2 separate regions of the Homo sapiens genome follow, and region 1 is linked to region 2. A link is an interaction called in ENCODE POLR2A ChIA-PET data of the cell type or tissue named here. Cell type or tissue: OCI-LY7. All regions are shown on one strand. Each heading gives the region's core, and the rest is flanking DNA. Links, peaks and the distances in the headings are about the cores only.

Evidence for each region. ChIA-PET counts read pairs that join two places held together with the same protein. Peaks named below come from ENCODE experiments on the same cell type or tissue, not always from the same donor. Only the 100,000 strongest peaks of a DNase experiment are listed, where the experiment ranks them.
Region 1: POLR2A ChIA-PET joins it to region 2 with 6 read pairs; 2 of 35 experiments call an interaction of 5 or more read pairs at or near these places.

The regions. Positions count from the first base shown.
Region 1 is chr5:172,194,777-172,199,776 of GRCh38, forward strand. It overlaps EFCAB9 (EF-hand calcium binding domain 9), which reads left to right. Exons shown (of 4, transcript NM_001171183.2): 2 at 4,607-4,755. Among named protein-coding and RNA genes, the nearest start is that of EFCAB9, 3.1 kb to the left of the region's middle. In OCI-LY7, for the core only: no CTCF peak of the experiment used is centred there; no DNase peak of the experiment used is centred there.
Region 2 is chr5:171,971,490-171,988,004 of GRCh38, forward strand. The region is part of intron 1 of FBXW11 (F-box and WD repeat domain containing 11); the gene reads right to left. Among named protein-coding and RNA genes, the nearest start is that of FBXW11, 27 kb to the right of the region's middle. RefSeq lists enhancers at 8,915-9,483, 11,694-12,466. In OCI-LY7, for the core only: no CTCF peak of the experiment used is centred there; a DNase peak (open chromatin) is centred at 7,282; H3K4me3 peaks cover 1,547 bases; H3K27ac peaks cover 1,848 bases.

The DNA.
Region 1 (5,000 bases), core at 1-5,000, 220 kb after region 2:
CCGGGAGGAGAAAATTGCAGACTCTGGTGGAATCCTGGCTCCACACCCATTATTCCTTGGTGATGTGGATAACACGTCATCGCCCTCTCTAAGTCTCATTTTCCTCATCTAGAGGTGAGGCTTCTCATAATGGAGTCCATCTCATAGTTGGAAAAAAAAAAGATAATGAGAGTATGGCAAATGCTTAGCACAGTGTCTGACACATCGTAAGGACTTAATAAGTGTTTGTTATTATTGTAATTATTATTCTTGGGAGCTGAGCCCCACTCAGGCATTAACTCTGGAGACCCCTCAGCAAGATTTATCTGTCATGTGGGAAGTTTGAATCTGATGAGCTGCAGGATCCCTTCTACTTATTGGTACTTGTGAATGACCAAAAATAAATAAATAAATAAATAAATAAATAAAAATAAATAAATAAATAAATAAATATAAAAGCTGCAGATCTCAGCCATGCTTGTTGAGTTCACAAACTAATAGAAGTCCAATTAAACACTTGAGGTTATTTTTAGGACTGAGTAGAAATAAGGTATCCTATCCATTCACTCGTTCTGACCTCAGAGAGAGAAATGTCATCCGTGAGTAAGGGGTTCCTCCGTCATGATTTTAAGGAGTTCATTCAATTTTTAAAAACAATTAAAAAAGAACACCTTCTTTCTCTCTTTACATAGAGATTTATGTACAGTGCATTGCCAAATCTTCGCAATAACCCTGCCCTAGATAAGGCAGCTGCAGGGGACCTAGTTGTAAATAAAAGGCTGAGATGGAAACGCAGGGCTCTCTGCCTGCAAAGCCCATGCTGAGTCTCTCTGGGATGCTTGAGGAGTTTAAGCTCCCTGGTAACCTCCCTGCTGATGCAGTACCCAGGAGGTAACGCCATGCTCATGTCTTCTGGTCACAGAGGGACTGGAGAGTGACCTGGAAGGGTGAAGGCACAGCCTTAATGTTTGCCTTCCTGTGGGGGAATGACTTAAGGTTTTGGAGACTTGGGTGAGCCAGAGTCCACCGGTTTCAAAACAGTCTTTTATTTATTTATTTATTTATTTATTGGGACGGAGTCTCGCTCTGTCGCCCAGAAGTGCAGTGGCCCAATCTTGGCTCATTGCAACCTCCACCTCCCGGGTTCAAGTGATTCTCCTGCCTCAGCCTCCTGAGTAGCTGGGACTACAGCTGTGCACCACCACACCCGCTAATTTCTGTATTCTTAGTAAAGACGGGCGGGGTTTCACTATGTTGGCCAGGCTAGTCTCTGTTGGCCAGGCTAGTCTCGAACTCCTGACCTCAAGTGATCCGCCCACCTCAGCCTCCCAAAGTGCTGGGATTACAGGCGTGAGCTATCACACCCGGCCTCAAAACAGTCTTTGTTAAGTAATTACTAAGTTGCACATGGAAACATTTCTCAAGCAGCAACTACACAAACATCACTGTGCATATATATGGTGTGTTGTTTCCAGGTGCTCATATCCAGAGAGGCGTGGAGAAGGAACATCAAGAGGCGGTCAGAAGCCCCCAAATCATGACATTGTGACTACTAATTTGCTGTGCTTTTAGCTGGCTTCAGCTGGGACTCCACATTACACAGATACGTTTTACCTATTCAGTGGAGACATTTCTTTTTTTTTTTTTTGAGACGGAGTTTCACTCTTGTTGCTCAGGCTGGAGTGCAGTGGCGCCATCTTGGCTCACTGTAACCTCCGCCTCCTGGGTTCAAGCGATTCTCCTCCCTAGTAGCTGGGATTACAGGCATGCACCACTACGTCCGGCTAATTTTGTATTTTTAGTAGAGACGAGGTTTCTCCATGTTGGTCAGGCTGGTCTTGAACTCGTGACCTCAGGTCATCCTCCTGCCTCGGCCTCCCAAAGTGTTGGGATTACAGGTGTGACCCACCGCACCTGCCCACTGGAGCCATTTCTTATGCAGGAGAGAGTTTCTGTCATCAGTGAGTAAGGGGAAACACATGTAGATAAACGTAAAAATCCCTTGTTACTGTAATTTGTACATACAACTGTAGACAGCCACACACCACTGTGTAAGTGTATTGCCATGCTTGTTTTTTTCATATTTTATTCATGATTAATGAGTGGCAGGCAAAAAACTTCTCTGTACTTGGTTTGCAACAAGATCTTGAAAATGAAAACAACAAAAAAGAAAACAACAAAAAACTTCCCAGTTCTTTAAAGAGTTTTTCAGTATTTTTTCTTCTGAATGTGTATGATTAAATATGCATTAACTAATGCACAAAAGATAGAGTTTCACCATGGAAAAAAACACCACGGTGAGGGAAATCCACACTCGAACCCCAGCTCTGCCACTTGCTATGTGAGGCACAACTTTTTTTTTTTTTTTTTAAACAGAGTTTCACTTTTGTTGCCCAGGCTGGAGTGCAATGGCACAATCTTGGCTCACCACAACCTCTGCCTCCCGGGTTCAAACAATTCTCCTGCCTCAGCCTCCCGAGTAGCTGGGATTACAGGCATGCGCCACCATGCCCAGCTAATTTTGTATTTTTAGTAGAGACGGGTTTTCTCCATGTTGGTCAGGCTGATCTCGAACTCGTGACCTCAGGTAATCCGCCTGCCTCAGCCTCCCAAAGTGCTAGGATTACAGGCATGAGCCACCGCGCCCAACGTGAGGCACACCTTTGCTGCTCAATGTGTGGTCCTCAGATTAGCCACAGCCACATCACCTAGGAGCTTGGAGAAATGGGCAGTCTCAAGTTCCATGCCAGATTTCTTGAATCAGAATCTGTAGTTTTATAATATCCCTCAAGTGACTGGTATCCCCATTACAGTTTGAGAAATGCTAATATAGACTAATTGATATCTGAGACTTACTATAAAGGGTATTGTGTCTGGTGTTGGTTCCTTCTGGTGGGTTCGTGGTCTCCCTGACTTCAAGATAAAGCCACAGACCCTCGCGGTGAGTGTTACAGCTCTTAAAGGTGGCACAGACCCAAAGAGTAAGCAGCATCAAGATTTATTGTGAAGAGTAAAAGAACAAAGCTCCTACAGCATGAAAGGGGACCCAAGCAGGTTGCCGCTGCTGCCTGGGGTGGCCAGCTTTTATTCCCTTATTTGTCCCTGCCCACGTCCTGCTGATTGGTCCATTTAACAGAGTGCTGATTGCTCCATTTTACAGAGTGCTGATTGCTGCATTTACAATCCTTTAGTTAGACACAGAGTGCTGATTGGTGCATTTACAATCCTTTAGCTAGACCTAGAGCACTCATTGGTGTGTTTTTACAGAGTGCTGATTCGTGCATTTACAATTCTTTAGCTAGACACAGAGTGCTGATTGTGTGTTTTTAAAATCCTCTTGCAAGACAGAAAAGTTCTCCAAGTCCCCACTCGACCCAGGAAGTCCAGCTGACTTCACCTCTCAGCATGATGCCACTTTCTCTGTAGGGTTGTCAGGATTTAGTGAAATGTGGCATTTAAAGTGCCTAACATGGCTGGGTGCACTGGCTCACACCTATAATCTCAGCAGTTTGGGAGGCAGAGGCAGGTGGATTGCTTGAGCCCAGGAGTTCGAGACGAGTCTGGGCAACATAAGGAGACCCCATCTCTACAAAAAATTAAAAAATTACCTGGACATGGTGGCATGCACCTGTGGTCCCAGCTACTTGGGAGGCTGGGGTGGGAGGATCATTTGAGCCTGGGAGGTTGAGTCTGCAGTGAGCTGTGAATGTGCCATTGCACTCCAGCCAAAAAATAAATAAAAAATAAAGTGCCTAACACATAAGGTGGTAAATAAGGTTTGGTCCCTTCCCCCTACAGCCAGATGCATTTGCTTTATACAAGCATGAGGCACATCAAGGCGTTTATAGACGGGGAATGACTTTTGTTGTTGTTGTTTTTGAGACGGAGTCTTGGTCTGTCGCCCAGGCTGGAGTGCAGCAGCACGATCTTGGCTCACTGCAACCTCCGCCTCCCGGGTTCAAGCAATTCTCTGCCTCAGCCTTCCAAGTAGCTGGGACTACAGGTGTGTGCCACCACGCCTGGCTAATTTTTGTATTTTTAGTAGAGACAGGGTTTCACCATATTGGCTAGGCTGGTCTCAAACTCCTGACCTCGTGATTTGCCCGCCTTGGCCTCCCAAACTGCTGGGATTACAGGCATGAGCTACTGTGCCTGGCCGAAGGGGAATGATTTTGTATTCCTCATTTTAATTATCTCAAGGGAAAGGCAAAGGAAAAATGTCAGCATCTCCAAGAAAGTGTTCTCAGTCCCCAGTGAGAATTAAGCTCTCCTTTCATACATAAGGAGCACTTTGTGCCCATTTTATATGTTAGCGCCTTGCCTTTTATCAGTGCTGTGTACATATCTGTCTGCTCCATGGAGTGTGTGAGCTGGGGGCAGGAGCCAAGCCCTGTCCACGATCTCATTCTCCACAACTCCAGGTCCAGTGCTTTTCCACAAGCTCAAGGGCGACGAAGGTTTCAGGAACTATAGAAAGTACAGTGGCAAAGCCAGAAACAAAATATTATCATCATTCTTCCTAGATCAATAAGCTTCCAACATCACTACCATTTACATGGCTTCTAGCTGTTTAGCATTTTGGAACTATATCCAAATAACACATCTCCTCACCTGCCCACCTTAACAGATGTGCTGTTCTATCACTTCCTTCATCATGTGACTGACTTGAAAAAGGCACAGATCAACATTGTGTTTGACATGCTGGACTGGAACGCTGTGGGCGAGATCGACTTTGAGAAGTTCTACATGCTGGTGTGCATGCTGCTGGCCCACCAGGCAAGTAGCCGCGCGGCTGCTGCCATCCTCTTGCTAATGGGAGCACTGAATTAGGAATGCATCAGAAGTTTTCCTCCTTTCACTAAAAAGAGGAAGAAAAGATGGGTGGTGGGGAAAATGAGTTTTGGTTCCCGAATGGTTCAGGTTTTTCAACAGCTTCTCCCTGAGGCAGCCCCAGCCTCTTGGCCGCCCTCCTACTCTGCCCACCCTCGTAAAGGACAGATGTGGCCCATCGCATCCCTTCT
Region 2 (16,515 bases), core at 5,208-10,207:
TTTTCCCACTTATTTTGTTTTTAATCTTCCTACACTGTATATGTCACTGTAATCACTCAAATCCTTTTTCTGAAATAAACTAAGGTTTCTGTATATGTTACCAGCAGCAAAAGTCATTACGTTTTTGCAGGCAGTGAGGAGGAAAAAAAAAAATTTATTACATTTTTGAACTGAGAAAAAGGGAAAAGTTGAAAATTAACAACTATAGGGAGGCTGGGCATGGTGGCTCACACCTGTAATCCCAACACTTTGGCAGGCCAAGGAGGGTGGACTGCTTGAGCACAGGAGTTCAACACCAGCTTGGGCAACACAGTGAAACCTTATCTCTACAAAAGATACAAAAAATTAGCTGGGCCTGGTGGTGTACAACTGTAGCACCAGCTACTCAGAAGGCTGAGGTGGGAAAATCACCTGAGCCTGGGAAGTCGAGGCTGCAGTGAGCCGAGATTGTGTTATTGCATTCCAGCCTGGACAGCTCACACCTGTAATCCCAGAATTTTGGGAGGCTGACACAGGAGAATTGCTTGAGCCCAGGAGTTTGAGACCAGCCTGGGCAACACGGTGAAACCCTGTCTCTACAAAAGATACAAAAATTTAGCTGGGCGTGGTGGTGTACACCTGTAGCACAGCTACTCTGAAGGCTGAGGTGGGAAAATCACATGAGCCTGGGAAGTCGAGGCTGCAGTTAGCCGAAACTGTTACTGCATTCCAGTCTGGACAGCTCACACCTGTAATCCCAGAATTTGGGGAGGCTGAGGCAGGAGAATTGCTTGAGCCCAGGAGTTTGAGACCAGCCTGGTCAACACAATGAGACCTCGTCTCTACAAAAATAAATAAATAAATAAATAAATAAATAAATAAATAAGCCGGGTGTGGTGGCGCACACCTCTGGTCCCAGCTACTAGGGAAGCTGAAGTAGGAGGATCGCTTGAGCCCCGGAGGTCAAGGCTACAGTGAGCCAAGATCATGCCACTGCACTCCACCCTGGGCAACAGAGTGAGACTCTGTCTCATAAAAAAAAAAAAAAAAAAAAAAAAAAGTTAAAACTATAGGACTAAAACTTTTTTTTTTTTGAGACAGAGCCTCACTCTGTCACCCAGGCTGGAGTGCAATGACGCGATCTTGGCTCACTGCAACCTCCGCTTCCTGGCTTCAAGTGATTCTCCTGCCTCAGCCTCCCAAGTAGCTGGGATTACAGGCGCCCACCACCACACCTAGCTAATTTTTGTATTTTTAGTAGAGATGGGGTTTCCCCATGTTGGCCAGGCTGGTCTTGAACTCCTGACCTCAGGTGATCCACCCACCTCGGCCTCCCAAAGTGCTGGGATTACAGGCGTGAGCCACCGTGCCTGGCCAGGACTAAAACTTTAATACCAGTTGTTAGTGCCATGAAATGTGTCATCATTGACTTTGGCAAACTAACAACCACCTGTGGACATTCCAGCAGCCAGGTTATTGCTTCACCATCTATCATAAATAAACTGTGTAGGCTTTAACTCAGAAGAACGCATATGCACAGAAGTACTGTGCTTTCAAGGACCACTTACTTGGAAAGAATACAGAATATCACAAAAGAGAGAGTACTGTGGCACAGTGGAAAGATCACAGGTTTGTTTTGGGTTTTATTTCATTCTGTTTTTTAATTGAGGCAAAAACACACTGAACTTGAATCTAACCAGCCTCTGATCTAGCTAAAATTTATAAGAAATACAAAGAGGAACAAAATATGTAGACCAAATGAGAACATAATCTGCAACACCCAGAAAGTGGGAAGTTATACAGAACAAATAAGCAACCTAGCTTCTTCAATAAATAAATGGCAAGGAAAAAAAGATGGGAGAGGCGATTTTTATAGATTCAAAGAGATATAAGAAACTATTCACTATAAGCAATCTGTGACCTAAGTCTGGATCCTGAATTCAAAAGACAAGCTAATGCAATAATTTGAGGAAAGCTAAAGACAAATTCCAATAGAGGGCATCCTACAATGTACCTGAGTGGTACTCCTCAAAACAGTCAAGGTCATAAAAAAAGAGGACAGTCTGAGAAACCATAACAGCCAAGAGCAGCTTAAGGACACACAACAGCAAAGTGTAAGGATGGTATCCTGGATGAGATCATAGACCAGAAAAAGGACATTAAGTAAAAACTAAGGAAATCTGAATAAATCTTGGACTTTAGTTAATAATAATGCATCAATACTGGTTCATTGATTGTAACAATGTATCACACTAACATAAATGCTAATCATAATGAAAACTGGGGAGTGTTGGGGAGGTAAGGGGGATTGAGAATTCTGTACAACCTACTCAATTTTTCTGTAAGTTTCTGTAAATCTAAAACTGTTCTAAAAATAGACTATTAATTTAAAATATATTTATGAAACAGGCAAATATGAACATTATTTGATATTTAAAAATTATTAGTTTTTTAGATGCAAATAATGGAATGATATATATGTGTGTGTATGTTTTTAAGTCTTCGTTTTTGAGTACTTATCTTTTACAGAAATTCATGGATAGATGGATGGATCAAGTTAAGAGGGGAGATTAGAGCAATGTTTCCCAAAGTTTGGTACTCAAGATGATTTTTGGTGGTACATGAAGATTCTTTTAATGTTTCATAGCTACATGTTTAATTTAAATATATATTGTAAAAACATAGGTCAGGCACAGTGTCTCACGTCTGTAATCCCAGCACTTTGGGAGACCGAGGGTGGCGAATCACCTGAGGTCAGGAGTTTGAGACCAGCCTGACCAACATGGAGAAACCCCATCTCTACTAAAAACACAAAATTAGCCGGGCGTGGTGGCACATGCCTGTAATCCCAGTTCCTTGGGAGGCTGAGGCAGGAGAATCACTGGAACCCAGGAGGCGGAGGTTATGGTGAGCCGAGATCACACCATCGCACTCCACCCTGGATGACAGGAGCGAAACTCCGTCTCAAAAAAAAGAAAAAAAAAAAAATACACACACACACACATATATACAGGTAGCACATCAAACACATGATTTTATAGGTTTTAATTGCTTATAAGTTTCCCTTATACATAAATTTCTTGAAGCTAAAAAAAAAACAGGAAGAAGCCGAGCATAACCTATGCCTACAGTTTCAGCTACTCAGGAGGCTGAGGCAAGAGGATCACTTGAGGCCAGGAGTTAGAGGCTGCAGTGTGCTACGACTGCACCTATAAATATTCACTGCACTTCAGCCTGGGCAACATAACAAGACCTCATCTCTTAAAAACACAGAGAGAGATATCATTGTCAAAAAAACATGCAAAGGTTGGTTAAGATCCCAAGTCTAACACTATGTGACCTCTTTTGAGAATTTCGATCTTGTTGCCCAGGCTGGAGTGCAACGGCACTTTCTCGGCTCACTGCAACCTCAACCTCCCAGGTTCAAGTGATTCTCCTGCCTCAACCTTCCAAGTGGCTAGGACTACAGGCACGCGCCACCACGCCCGGTTAATTTTGTATTTTTAGTAGAGACAGGGTTTCACTGTGTTGGTCAGGCTAGTCTCGAACTCCTGACCTCAAGTGACCCACCCGCCTCGGCCTCCCAAAGTGCTGGGATTACAGGCGTGAGCCACCACGCCTGGCAATACTATGTGACCTCAAGCAAGTTATATAACCTAAGAGTCAGCTGTTTAAATGGCTGGAGAGGTACAAGACCTGCTATATTAAAAGAGACATCCAATAAACAATAGCTGTGAAATTACTAAATAAAAATCAACCTAAAACTCCAACAAAGAAGCCATATGCCACTAGAAAAGAATGGAGCTGGGAGAACAAGGAAGGGAAGGAACATGAGAGTTTACAGAGGCAGTTTAGGCAGAGGCAGTCAAGGCTTCCCCCTTTTCTTCTCAATCTACCCAAATGCAGAGAATCTGCTGCTGGCCAGCCACAGCCTGGAGATCCTGCTGCTCCTGAGCCTCAGGCTCTCTCGAGTGCTGCTGGCTAAGATGTGGTTATTACAGAGGTGGGGCCTCTAGAACAATCAGAAGAGTTTTTCTTACCCCATGCTGGTGTGAGAAAGAGCACAGGCATTACAGTAAAAATGAATAAGTAAAATGTAAGTAAATAAAATCTATCACTTTGCTATCTACGTGACCTTGGGCAAAAATTAATCACCTCCAGTTCCTACTTCTTCCCATGCTAAAATGTGGAAAACAAGTCTACCTTTCAAGGTTACAGTAAAGGTTAAAAGAAACAGGGGGTGTAAATCTGGCAAACAGTAGGTATTTAACAAATACTAGTTCTCTCCTCCCTCCTTATTTTGGCAGGATGACAAGAGAAACTCTTGGTGAATAAAAGGGATTAGGGCGAACAAAAATCATAAAGAATAGCATTTCCAAAAGTGTGTCTCTTGGATCACACAGATTTCGAACCAAATATATGGGGGGAGGAATTCTGGGATCAGAAAGTTTGGGAAATGTTGGGAAACACATTATTAAAATGATGATTATCAGGTGAGTTTCCAAAAGGAGACTATATACAGCATTTACTAACAACTCACAGGAATAATCAACCTATTAATCACTAAAACACATGAGGATGGAAGGATGGAGAGAGGGAGGGGAGGAAGGGAGGAAGAAGGAGGGGAAGGCAGCAGTTAAGGCCATGACAACTCCTTCAAAATGATAGTTGAAGTAACAGTGAGATAAAACTATCTGGACGACTTACAAGTCAACGACAGTTTTAAAATCTGGTTTAGAACCAGAGAGGGGAGAGGGGATGCTTTTTCAACTTCTGAAAGAAGTTTCTGATGCCAATTATTTAATTTTCAGGATCAAGTCAATTACGAGATGGTACTGAAACAGAAAACACCAAGAGTTTAAGTAGCAAATATACTCACTTTGGAAGTAGAAATAGCCTTTTGATATAAGATAGTAATTCTCATTTGCTCTTCCAAATTTATTCCCTCATTCGACTGGGCAACTGCTTGGCAAGCACTGTGATAGATGCTGTTATGGATTGCATATGTCCTCCAAAAAGCATGTGTTGGAAACTTAATCCCAAATCTAACAGTGCTGGGAGGTGGGGCTTAATGGTAAGTGTTTAGGTCATGAGGGCTCCACTCTCATGAATGGATTAATGCCAATTATAAAAGGGTTTCAGGCTGCAAGTTCAATCTCTTGCTCTATCAAGCAAAGCTCTCTCACGCCCTTCCATCTTCTGCTGGGATAATGCAGCAAGAAGGCCCTTTTGAGATTCAGGTCCCTTAACCTTGGACTTCCCAGCCTCCAGGTGAGCTCTAAGACATAAATCTCTGGGCCGGGTGTGGTCGTTCACGCCTGTAACCCCAGCAATTTGGGAGCCCAAGGCAGGTGGATCACCTGAGGTCAGGAATTTGAGACTAGCCTGACCAACACAGTGAAATCCCATCTCTACTAAAAACACAAAATTAGCCAGGTGTGGTGGTGCATGTCTGTAATCCCAGCTACCTGGGAGGCTAAGGCAGGAGAGTCGCTTGAACCTAGGAGGCAGAGGTTGAAGAGAGCCAAAATGGTGCAGCCTGGGCAACAAGAGTAAAACTCCAACTCAAAAAAAAAAAAAGAAATCTCTGGCCAGGCAGGGTGGCTCACGCCTGTAATCCCAGCAATTTAGGAGGATGAGACAGGAAGATCACTTGAGCCCAGGAGTTTAAGACCAGCCTGGGCAACATAGGGAGACCCCACCTTCACAGAAAATTTAAAAATTAGTCGGGTATGGTGGCACGTGTGGATCGCTTGAACCCTGCCTAGAAAGGTGAGGCTGTAGTGAGCCATGACTGCACCACTGCACTCCAGCCTGGGCAACAGAGCAAGACCATGTCTCAAAAAAAAAAAAAAAAGAAAGAAAGAAAAGAAAAAAGAAAGAGGAAGAGAAAGAAATCTCTGTTCTTTATAAATTACCCAGTCTCAGGTATTTTGTTATAGCAGCACAAAACAAACTAAGACAGATGCTGGGAATGAATATGCCATGAACTGAAGATGACAAAACAGATATGATCCTCGCCCCCATGGAGATTACTTTCTAATAAGAGCTGATTGTCTAGCAGGGGATTACGCAATACATTTGTGTATCAGTCCGTTTCATGCTGCCAATAAAGACATACCTGAGACTGGGCAAGTTACAAAAGAAAGAAGTTTAACTGGACTTACAGTTCCACATGGATGGGGAGGCCTCATAATCATGGCAGAAAGCAAGGAGGAGCAGGTCACATCTTAAGTAGAATGGCAGCAAGCAAAGAGAGAGAAGCTTGTGCAGGGAAACTCCCCTTTTTAAGAAAGATCAGATCTCGTGAGACTTATTCACTATCACGAGAACAGCATGGGAAAGACCTGCTCCCATGATTCAATCACCTCCCACGGGGTCCCTCCCACAACACATGGGAATTCAAGATGAAATATGGGTAGGGATACAGCCAAACCATATCAATTTGTAAACTACAGTTACATTAACAGCTGTAAAAATAAAAAAAGAACTGACTGCTGCTAGAGCATGACAAGGGAACTTAATCTATAAGGGTACCTAGGGGACCCAGGCATGGCTCCTAAGGAGTTGACACTTCAGCTCAACTCTAAAGGACAAGCAGAGGTTAACTAGACAAGGAAGAAAGGGTGACCCCTCCCTAATAATGAGAACAAATTATAATGCTTGTTGTAACCCTCAAGCAGGTTCAGAGGAACAGAGAAAAAGAAAAAAAAATCACTGTGACTCAAGTGCAGAAAGCGAGGGTGAAAAAGAGCAAAAATAGACAAGACTCAGGAGGAAAACAGAGGTGTCAAAGTTGGGGTTACTGACTGATGCAACCAAAATCATCAAAGGAATATCAAAGTAAAAGACAAACTACATTGGCACTTGAAACCTGTCCAGTGGTGCCCTCCACATATATAAGTTTTTTCAAGGTATTTCTATAAACATAATACAGGAAAAAACTGGACGAGAAATAGGGTTCAGTGCATATTAAGAAATAAAAGCCCACCTGAGAAGGGGAAGGAATTCCCAACAGAACCCCACCTCAAAGCAGCAAAGGCTAGTAGTAGGAGTGAGAGTCCTTGAAGCTGTCAGTGAAGCCAACAGCAACTGATCCTAAAGTGTCTCACAGAGAGCATCCAGAGCCAGAGTCTACGCAGAGAAGGGACCCAATTTCCATTTGCCATGGACAGTATGCAGAGTGAGGCAAACACTTCCACAGCTGGCTTTTAACAAAAATGGCCATTTCAATCACAAAAGGGCAGCAGCAGTGCCCCAGTCACGACAAAATCAGAAGTTCCTCACCCTAGTGATTTCCTTCCGCTACACTCCCCCATGCACCTAGAAGCAGCAGAGCAGAACTACAGCTAATTTTAACACTTCTCTTTCTTCACAAAAGAAATACGAATAGCCACAAACATTAGAAAAATACATCCAATGTCACTAGTAACTTAAATCTTTAAATCTTTAATTAAACTGAGATTTTTTGATTTATTAAAACCCTAAAATGGCATAAACATGAAGAAAGCATGTTTCATGCAGAGAATATAGTCTGTCATGTCACATCATGTTCATAAAGGTTAAGAACAGTGGGTAAAACCTTTGGCTATATGAAATACTCATGCTCTTAAAAAAAGTTAGAGACCATCCTGTGCAACATAGGGAGACCCCATTTTGTCTCTACAAAAACCCTATATTTTGTCTCTACAAAACTTCAAAAATTAGCCAGTCATGGTGTTGCATGCCTGTAGTCCCAGCTACTCAGTCAACTGAGGTGGATCACTTGAGCCTGGGAGGTCAAGGTATGAGCCACAATCATGCTACTGCATTCCAGCCTGGGAAACAAAGACCCTCTCTCAAAAAATAAATATATACATACATAATACATACATACATACATACATATGTACATGTATATGTATAGATGAAGGAAGGGAAGAATACATACCATATATTAATAGTAGTTATAATGGAAACTTTGTTCTTTTTCCATCTTACTTTACGTTTTTCATTACATTTTTCCATCTTATTTTACATTATATTTATTTTCATTTTTTCTATAATAAATGTGAATTGCTTCTGTAAAAAAAGGTAAGTTCCTATTCAATAATTTTGCAATTATTTTTTAATATATGTGTAAATAATGGTGGTGGACTAACTGGTTAACAACATGGGGGAAAAACGAACTTTGATCCCTACCGCAACCATAAAAAACAATTATTTTGAGATAGTAAAACCCTAAGACTTGTTTGAAAGCCTTGTTCCCTGGTGCCGTAAAGAAATGGCACTTGAACATAAATTTAATTTTCTCAGCAAGGCCATTTTTCTATTTTCTGCAGAAAGGGTACACTCGCCAGCAGCTTAGCCACGAGAGTACACTGAACAAACGAGACAGGGTCATTTATAACCTGACATGTCCACCCTACTGCCGTGTCCAGTTTCAATTGGCTGGAACAGGACCTCACATTTTGTATTTGTCCCGATTGGCTAGCAACTTAGAACTTTTTAAAAGAGGCAAAGGCAGAGGAGAACAAAGGAAGAAGGAAGTAACTTGTGGAATGCTGAGAAAGGTAAAAACACCTTCAAATAAGGAAGAGGAACAGGCTATGACCTAATGCTTGCTTGGACCAGTATAAGCATGCCAGGGCAAATACTTAAGCTAAATTGTGGGAGCTAAGAACATAAAGTATATTGATTTCTTTATTACAGCTAGCAGATATTTAAGAATGATGGTACAGGTCTTTGAATAAATTTTGCTTTTAAGAGAAGTTACTATTTATTCCTAACTAGATGGGGAGGAAAGTCTTTGAAGACAAACCTCTACTTTACTTTTTACAGACTTCTAGAAATAAATAAAATTACCTTGAAGACCTTAAAATTTATCAAACAGGACATGAAATACAGTAACCATGAAATAAAAAATTGGACTTCATTAGTATTAAGACCTGCTATCCATCAAAAAACATGATTAAGACAGTGGAAAGGCAAGCCACAAAACAGGAGATGTCTGCAATATACGCATCTGACAAAGGACTAATTTCCAGACTATAAAAAGACTCATAAATTAGTAAGAAGAAAACTCAATTTTTTTTATAAAGTCAAAAAAGGCGTATCTCTAAAAAGGATATTCAAGTGGGCAATAGGCACATAGAAATGTAAATTAAAACCACAATGAAATACCATTTCACACCTATGAGAATGGCTAAAATTAAAAAGACTGACAATGCCAATTGCTGACTAGGATGTAGAGCAACTAAACTCATATTGCCAGAGGAAGTATAAGAATGTACAACCACTTTGGGAAAAGATCTGGCAGTTTCTTGAAACACAAAATATACATCTTGTGACATAAGAAACATATATTTGATCTTTGCTGCCCTGATGACCCCCATTACTGGCACAAAAGCGAAAATTCTTGGAATTGCCTGAGTGATAGTATTGAGAGGAGCATCTTTTGTTATTCAAAATAAGCCACTTTCAACCATACTAGAGTTTATGCTAATAAGGTGACTCTTGGAAGATGGGGGCTGGCTGCTAGAGGAACCATGATCCAAATTTTCACTGCCCCCACCACCATCTCCGGGAAAAGGAAAGGGACTGGAGACGGGAGAGGAGCTAGGAATTGAGTTAATCACCAATGCCCAATGATTAATCATTAATTAATCATTAATCATTCCTAGGTAATGTGACCTCCATTAAAAAAAAAAATCTTAAAGGGCAGGGTTCAGAGAACTTCTGGGATGGCAAACATATGCCTCTACCAGGAGGATGGTATACCCCAACTTCACAGAGACAGAAGCTCCTGCACCCAGGACCCTTCTAGACCTTGCCCTACATACCTCTTAGTCTGACTATTCAGTTGTATCCCTTATAATGTTCTTTTTAAAAACCAATAAATGTAAGTAAAGTATTTCCCTGAGTTCTGTGAGCCTTTACAGCAAATTACTGAACATGAGCAGGTGATCATGAGACCCCTCAAGTTATAACCAAAAGTACCCTGGCAACTTAGGACTTGTGACTGGCACCTTAAGTGGGGGCAGTCTTTTGGTTAATTTAAGGGATCTCACTAGCTCCAGGTAAATACAGTCAGAATTGAATTGAACTACAGGACACCCAGTTGGTGTCTGCAAATAACTGAAGAATTGCTTTGGTGTGGAAACAAAAAACATTTGGAGTCAGGAATGATGTTAGCGTATAGAAAAATAGTTTGTTCCTTTACATTTACTCTATCTCAGCAATCCACTACTAAGTATACCCAAGAGAAAAAAGATGTCCTCACAAAGATCTGAATACAAATGCTCACCCAAGTTTTATTCATAATAGCCAAACGCAGGAAACAGCCTAAACATCCATCAGTAGAATTGGTAAACAGTTATATACTCATATAATGCAATGCTACTAAGCAATAAAAAGGAATGAACTGATACAACAAGAATGAATCTAAGATAAGTCAAACATAATAGAGTGCATACAGTATGTGCATCTTGTATGATTCCATCTTATATGAAATTCCAGAACATATTTAACTAATCTATAGTTATAGAAGGCAGGTTATTTAGGGCTGGGGCAGAGAAATGACTGAAAAGGGGAACAGGGAAGTTTTTTGGGGTGACGGAAATGTTCCATATCTTGATAGCAGTAGTGGTTATGTGAGTATATATATTTCTCAAAACTCAAACAGTACACTTAAAATGAGTGGATTTTATTGAATGTAAACCATAATAAAGCTGATTAAATAAAAAACAGAAACCACAATACAGATACTACCACGCACCCATTAGAAGGGTTAAATTTTATTTTATTTATTTTTATTTTTATTTATTTATTTATTTTTTTGAGACAGAGTTTTGCTCTTGTTGCCCAGGCTAGCATGCAATGGCATAATCTCAGCTCACTGCAACCTCCGCCTCCTGGCTTCAAGCAATTCTCCTGCCTCACTCAGCCTTCCACCAAGTAGCTGGGATTACAGGAATGCACCACCACCCAGCTAATTTTGTATTTTTAGTAGATACGGGGTTACATCTTGTTGGTCAGGCTGGTCTCAAACTCCTGACCTCAGGCAATCCACTCCTAAAGTGCTGGGATTACAGGTGTGAGCCACCACGCCCAGCCAGAAGGGCTAAATTTTAAAGGACTAAAAATACCAAGTGATGGCTAGAATGCTCTACATTAGAGATGGAACCAACTGGAGTACAGACATTTAGAAGACAGTTTAGCAGTGTGGTGTTATGACACATACATACTGGTTTTCATCCAATGCAGCAAAACTCCCACAGCCCTTGTTACAGTGTTTTGTTATAATGTTAGGTAAGTTAGGCCTCAGGAAACGGAATCTCGGTGACCTTCTCCAGCCCTCCTTTGACCTGACCCGAGGCACGACTCTAATCTTTAAGATCCTCTGCAGAGAGGGTCCTGCCTTATACCCCAGGGGAAGGCATGCCGATGTCATGAAGCTTCCATAAAAACCTAAGATGTGAGCAGTGGCTCATTCCTGTAATCCCACCACTTTGGGAGGCCAAGGCAGGTGGATCAGTTGAGCCCAGGAGTTTGAGACCAGCCTGGGAAACATGGAACACCTGGTCTATACAAAAAAATGAAAAATTAACCGAGTGCACACCTGTGATCCAAGCTACTCAGGAGACTGAGGCAGGATTGCTTAAGCCCGAAAGGTCAAGGCTGTGGTGAGCTGTTTGTGCCGCTACACTCCAGCCTAGGCAACAGAGCAAGACCGTCTCAAAAACAAAACAAAACAAAAAAACCAAGAGGACAGGGTTCTAGACAGATGAACAGGTGGAGGTTCCTGGAGGGTGGCACACTCACAGAGGGCATGGAAGCTCTGCCCCATACCTCACCCTACACATCTCTTCATCTATATCCTTTGTAATAATATCCTTTATGATAAACTGGTAAATGTTACCTGTTTCCCTGAATTCTGTGAGCCTTTCCAGCAAATTAATTGAACCCACAGTATGGGTAGCGGGAACCCCAACTTGAAGCAAGTTGGTCAGAAGGACAAAAGCCCAGGCTTGCCACTGGTATGTGGGGTAGGGGGGCAATCTCGGGGACCAAGCCCTCAATCTGTGGGATCGGACACTATCTCTAGGTAGATTGTGTCGGAATTGAATTGGGGAACACACAGCTGGTGCCCGCTGCAGAACTGATTGCTCACTAGTGGTGGAGAGAAACCCACTCCCACACATTTGGTCACAGAAGCCTTCTTCTGTGTTCATGACTGCTGTTGTACTGGTTTGAGAGCAGAGGAAAAACATGGTTTGAGAGTTTTTCCCAAAACAAGCAGTATCTATTAAAGCTAAATATATGCCTACCCCCATTACCCAGTAATTCTGTTGGGTTCTCATACCCAAGAGAAACAAGTGCTCATGTCTACCTTAGAATTGCTGTCCACAGTAGCAGACAAAAATTAGAAGCAACTCACGTATTCATCAATAACAGCCAAGTACTCAGCAACCCAAGCATTTCATCAACCAAGTAAAACAAACAAACTGAATATTTACAATGGAATAATGCATAGAAAAAAAAAAACTACAGCCACACATAATAAAACGGATGAATTTTACAGACATAATAATAATGAGTGGGGGAACAAAACCACAAGAGTATATACTCTATAATCCTATTTACATAAATTTCAAAAACAGACATAACTAGCCTACAGTGAAAGAGGTCAGAAAAGGCCTTTAAGAAGAGAGTTCATTGACTGGATGAGCTACAGGCAAGAGGAAGCCTTGAAATGCTCTGGAAAAGGTCTATAATTTGATCTAGGTAGTGGTTACACGATGTGCTGTGCACACATGTAAAAATTCATTGAGCTGTACACTTAAAACATGTATTCTTTAATGTAAGTTATACACAATAAAACATACCTATACAAATGCTCTTTTAACCAATCTCTGTTTATCCTCCAAAGCCGGAAGCTTATTACACAGTAGCCAGGCATGGCTTGTCAGTCAATCTCACTTCTAGTCTACCCATTTACATGTACTTCATGTCTATCTCCCTCAGCATGTGTGGGCTGGAGGTAATACTAAATATCCAGAATAATGGCACCGGTAATGGAACTAGATAAAGTCATGCTCCAATCAGGGAGAATTTCTGACAAAATAGTTATAAACAGTCTAGATGATCATAATATGGTATAATTTTAAGTGTGGGGGAAAGGACCTTATGAATTCACTATCCTTTTAACTTCTAGTAGCGATTGTAGGAAAATTAAATACATGCAGCAAGCTCCTTAAAAATAAGTATATAGCTTTCCAATCTTGTTTAAAAATTTAGCTCCATAATTATAAGGAAAATTATAGAAAAAAAGAATCGCACTATAAATATTTACTTTATGCACAATTTTCAAAAATAAAGGCAGGTCGAAGTTACATTTTTTGCAGAAGCATGTTATTTGCATATTATAAAACTAAGCTTTACGGTGACGACATGCCTAAAACTATTACTACTGCCTTCCAAAATTAACCAACAGGTTATAAAAACAAGCAGTTAACTTTCAGACACTGATTTATGAAGGCAAAGCTTTTCAGAAACAGGACTCTCTTAATAGTCTGATTTACATTCATATCAATACAAACACACATATACGCACAGCTATCAACACAGTCATCCACTCTACATCTAAAATGTCTCATTTCCTCCTCTTCATACCATCTGTTACTATCTCATCTTTCCTTCCCTGGGACATTCCAACAGTAAATGAATCAGTCCCCCTGCTCCAATTTGCCCTGCTCTAAAGCATCCTCTAATCTGACAACTGGAGTGATCTTTGTAAACCACAGATCTTGCTCTAATGTTCACAGTCACCTCCCTTCTCAACCACATCCACCACCCTCATACCTCCTCCAATCTAGGCAGGGATCACACGCTCAAAAACTTACATGTGGCTCACACCTGTAACCCCAACAGCTCAGGAGGCCTGGGCAGGAAGATTGCTTGAGGCCAGGAGTTTGAGACCAGCCTGGGCAACAGTGAGACCCAGTATCTAAAAAAAATTATAAAAATAGACCAGATGCAGTGGCTCACACCTATAATCCTAACACTTCAGGAGGTTGAGAGATAAGGATCATTTGAAGCCAGTTCAAGACCAGCCTGTGCAACACAGCAAGACTTCGTCTCTACAAAAAAAAAATTAAAAAATTAAAAAATTAGCTGGGCATGGTGGCATGCTGCTGTAGTCCCAGCTACTTGGAGGCTGAGGTGGGAGGATGGCTTGAGCCCAGGAATTAGAGGCTGCAGTAAGCTATGACTGCACCTCTGCACCACTTCAGTCTGGGGAACAGAGCAAGAAGACCCTGTACCGAAAAATAAAATATGATTTTAAAACTTAGCCAGACATGGTGGCATGCACCAGCAGTCCCAACTACTTGGGAGGCTAAGGCAGGAAAATAGCTTACGTCCAGGAGGTCAAGGCTGCAATGAGCCATGATCACACCACTGTACTCCAGCCTGGGTGGCAGAACAAGATTCTGACCCAAAAAAATAAAAATTAAAAATGTATATGACCAATTAGATAAAGTGAAATTGGTCTCATAGGAGTTACGTACAGGAAAGTACAAGCTCTGACTCAAAAGGACAGCTACTACTGAGCTCCAATTTTCAAACAAAACCACAAATTAGTGTTTTCATATGAAATGTCCCAATTTTTAAAATCTGGCCAGGAGCGGTGGCTCACATCTATAATACCAGCACTTTGGGAGGCCAAGGCAGGTGGATCACTTGAGGCCAGGAGTTTGAGACCAGCCTGGCCAACATGGTGAAACCCCATCTCTACTAAAAATACAAAAATTAGCCGGGCATGGTGGTATGCACCTGTAGTTGCAGCTACTCAGAAGGCTGAGGCCTAAGAATCACTTGAACCTGGGAGGTGGAGGTTGCAGTGAGATCACACCATTGTACTCCAGCCTGGGTGACAGAGTGAGACTCTGTCTCAAAAACAAATAATAAATAAATAAATAAAATCCGTGTGGACCAGGCCAGGTGTGGTGGCTCACCCCTGTAATCCCAACACTTTGGGAGGCCAAGGAGGATGGATCATCTGAGGTCAGGAGTTCAAGACCAGCCTGGCCAACATGGCAAAGCCCCATCTCTGCTAAAAATACAAAAATTAGCCAGGCATGGTGGTGTGCGCCTGTAGTCCCAGCTACTTAGGAGGCTGAGATAGGAGAATCGCTTGAACCTAGGAAGTAAGGGTTGCAGTGAGCCGAGATGGCGCCACCGCACTCCAGCCTGGGCAACAGAGTGAGACTCCGTCTCAAAAAAAAAAGAAAAAAAAAATCCGTGTGGACCACATAAAATATGTTTGTGAAGCTCTACCTATCCACAGGTTATTAGCTTGCATCTTATGACATAAAGCAGGGATCCCCAACCCCAGGCTGTGGACTGGTATCAGTCTGTGACCTATTAAGAACTGGGCCTCACAGCAGGAGATGAGCAGGAGGCAAAGCTTTATCTGTATTTACAGCTGTCCCCTAACACTCGCATTACCACCTGAGCTCTGCCTCCTGTCAGATGATCAGCCCAGGCATTAGATTCTCACAGAAGCAGGAACCCTACTGTGAACTGCGCATGTGAGGGATCTACGTTGCATGCTCTTTAAGAGAATCCAGCTAATGCCTGATGTCTAAGGTGGAACAGTTCCATCCCCACTCCCCGTGCCTGGTCTGTGGAAAAACTGTCTTCTAGGAAACTGGTCCCTGGTGCCAAAAAGGTTGGAGACCAATGACCTAACGGGATAAAGTTCAAGATTTAGTTATAACCTGCCTTTTCAAATTCATCACCCATACTCCCTTCCACACAAGCAATACTCCGGCAATACACAGAATTACTTACTTGTCTCCCAGATAGACAACAAACACCACTGTCTGCAAACCGTTGTTCACTTGGTTCCCTTTGCTATGAAGCTCCACTATCCCAATACATCCATGTTTACGTCTAACTTCTGCTCGAGCCTCAAAGGGTAAGTTTTTTTGGGTTTTTTTTGTTTGTTTGTTTTTTTGAGGCGGAGTGCCACTCTACTGCCCAGGCTGGAGTGCAGTGGCACAATCTCAGCTCACTGCAACCTCCACCTCCCGGGTTCAAGCGATTCTCTTTGCCTCAGCCTCCCGAGCAGCTGGGATTACAGGCACCCACTACCATGCCCAGCTACTTTTTTTGTATTTTTAGTGAGACGGGGTTTCGCCATGTTGGTCAGTCTGGTCTCAAACTCCTGACCTCAGGTAATCCGCCCACCTCAGCCTCCCACAGTGCTGGGATTACGGGCGTGAGCTACCGCGCCCGGCCAAGGGTAAGTTTTTAAAATATCCCTTATGAAATTTCCTTCCTTTTCTAACTCCTACAACACTGTTTGTCTACTTCCCGTGATCCTTACAAGTTTTCACACTATGGTATACTTTTTTATGTAAAAGACTACAAGCTTCTGGAAGCAAGGTATGCATTTGATTCTGTTCTGTATTCCCCAAACAATACCTAGAACAGAGTACATGCTCAATAATGAATGGATGAAACTATTTATCTGCCTATTTAAGTAACAAT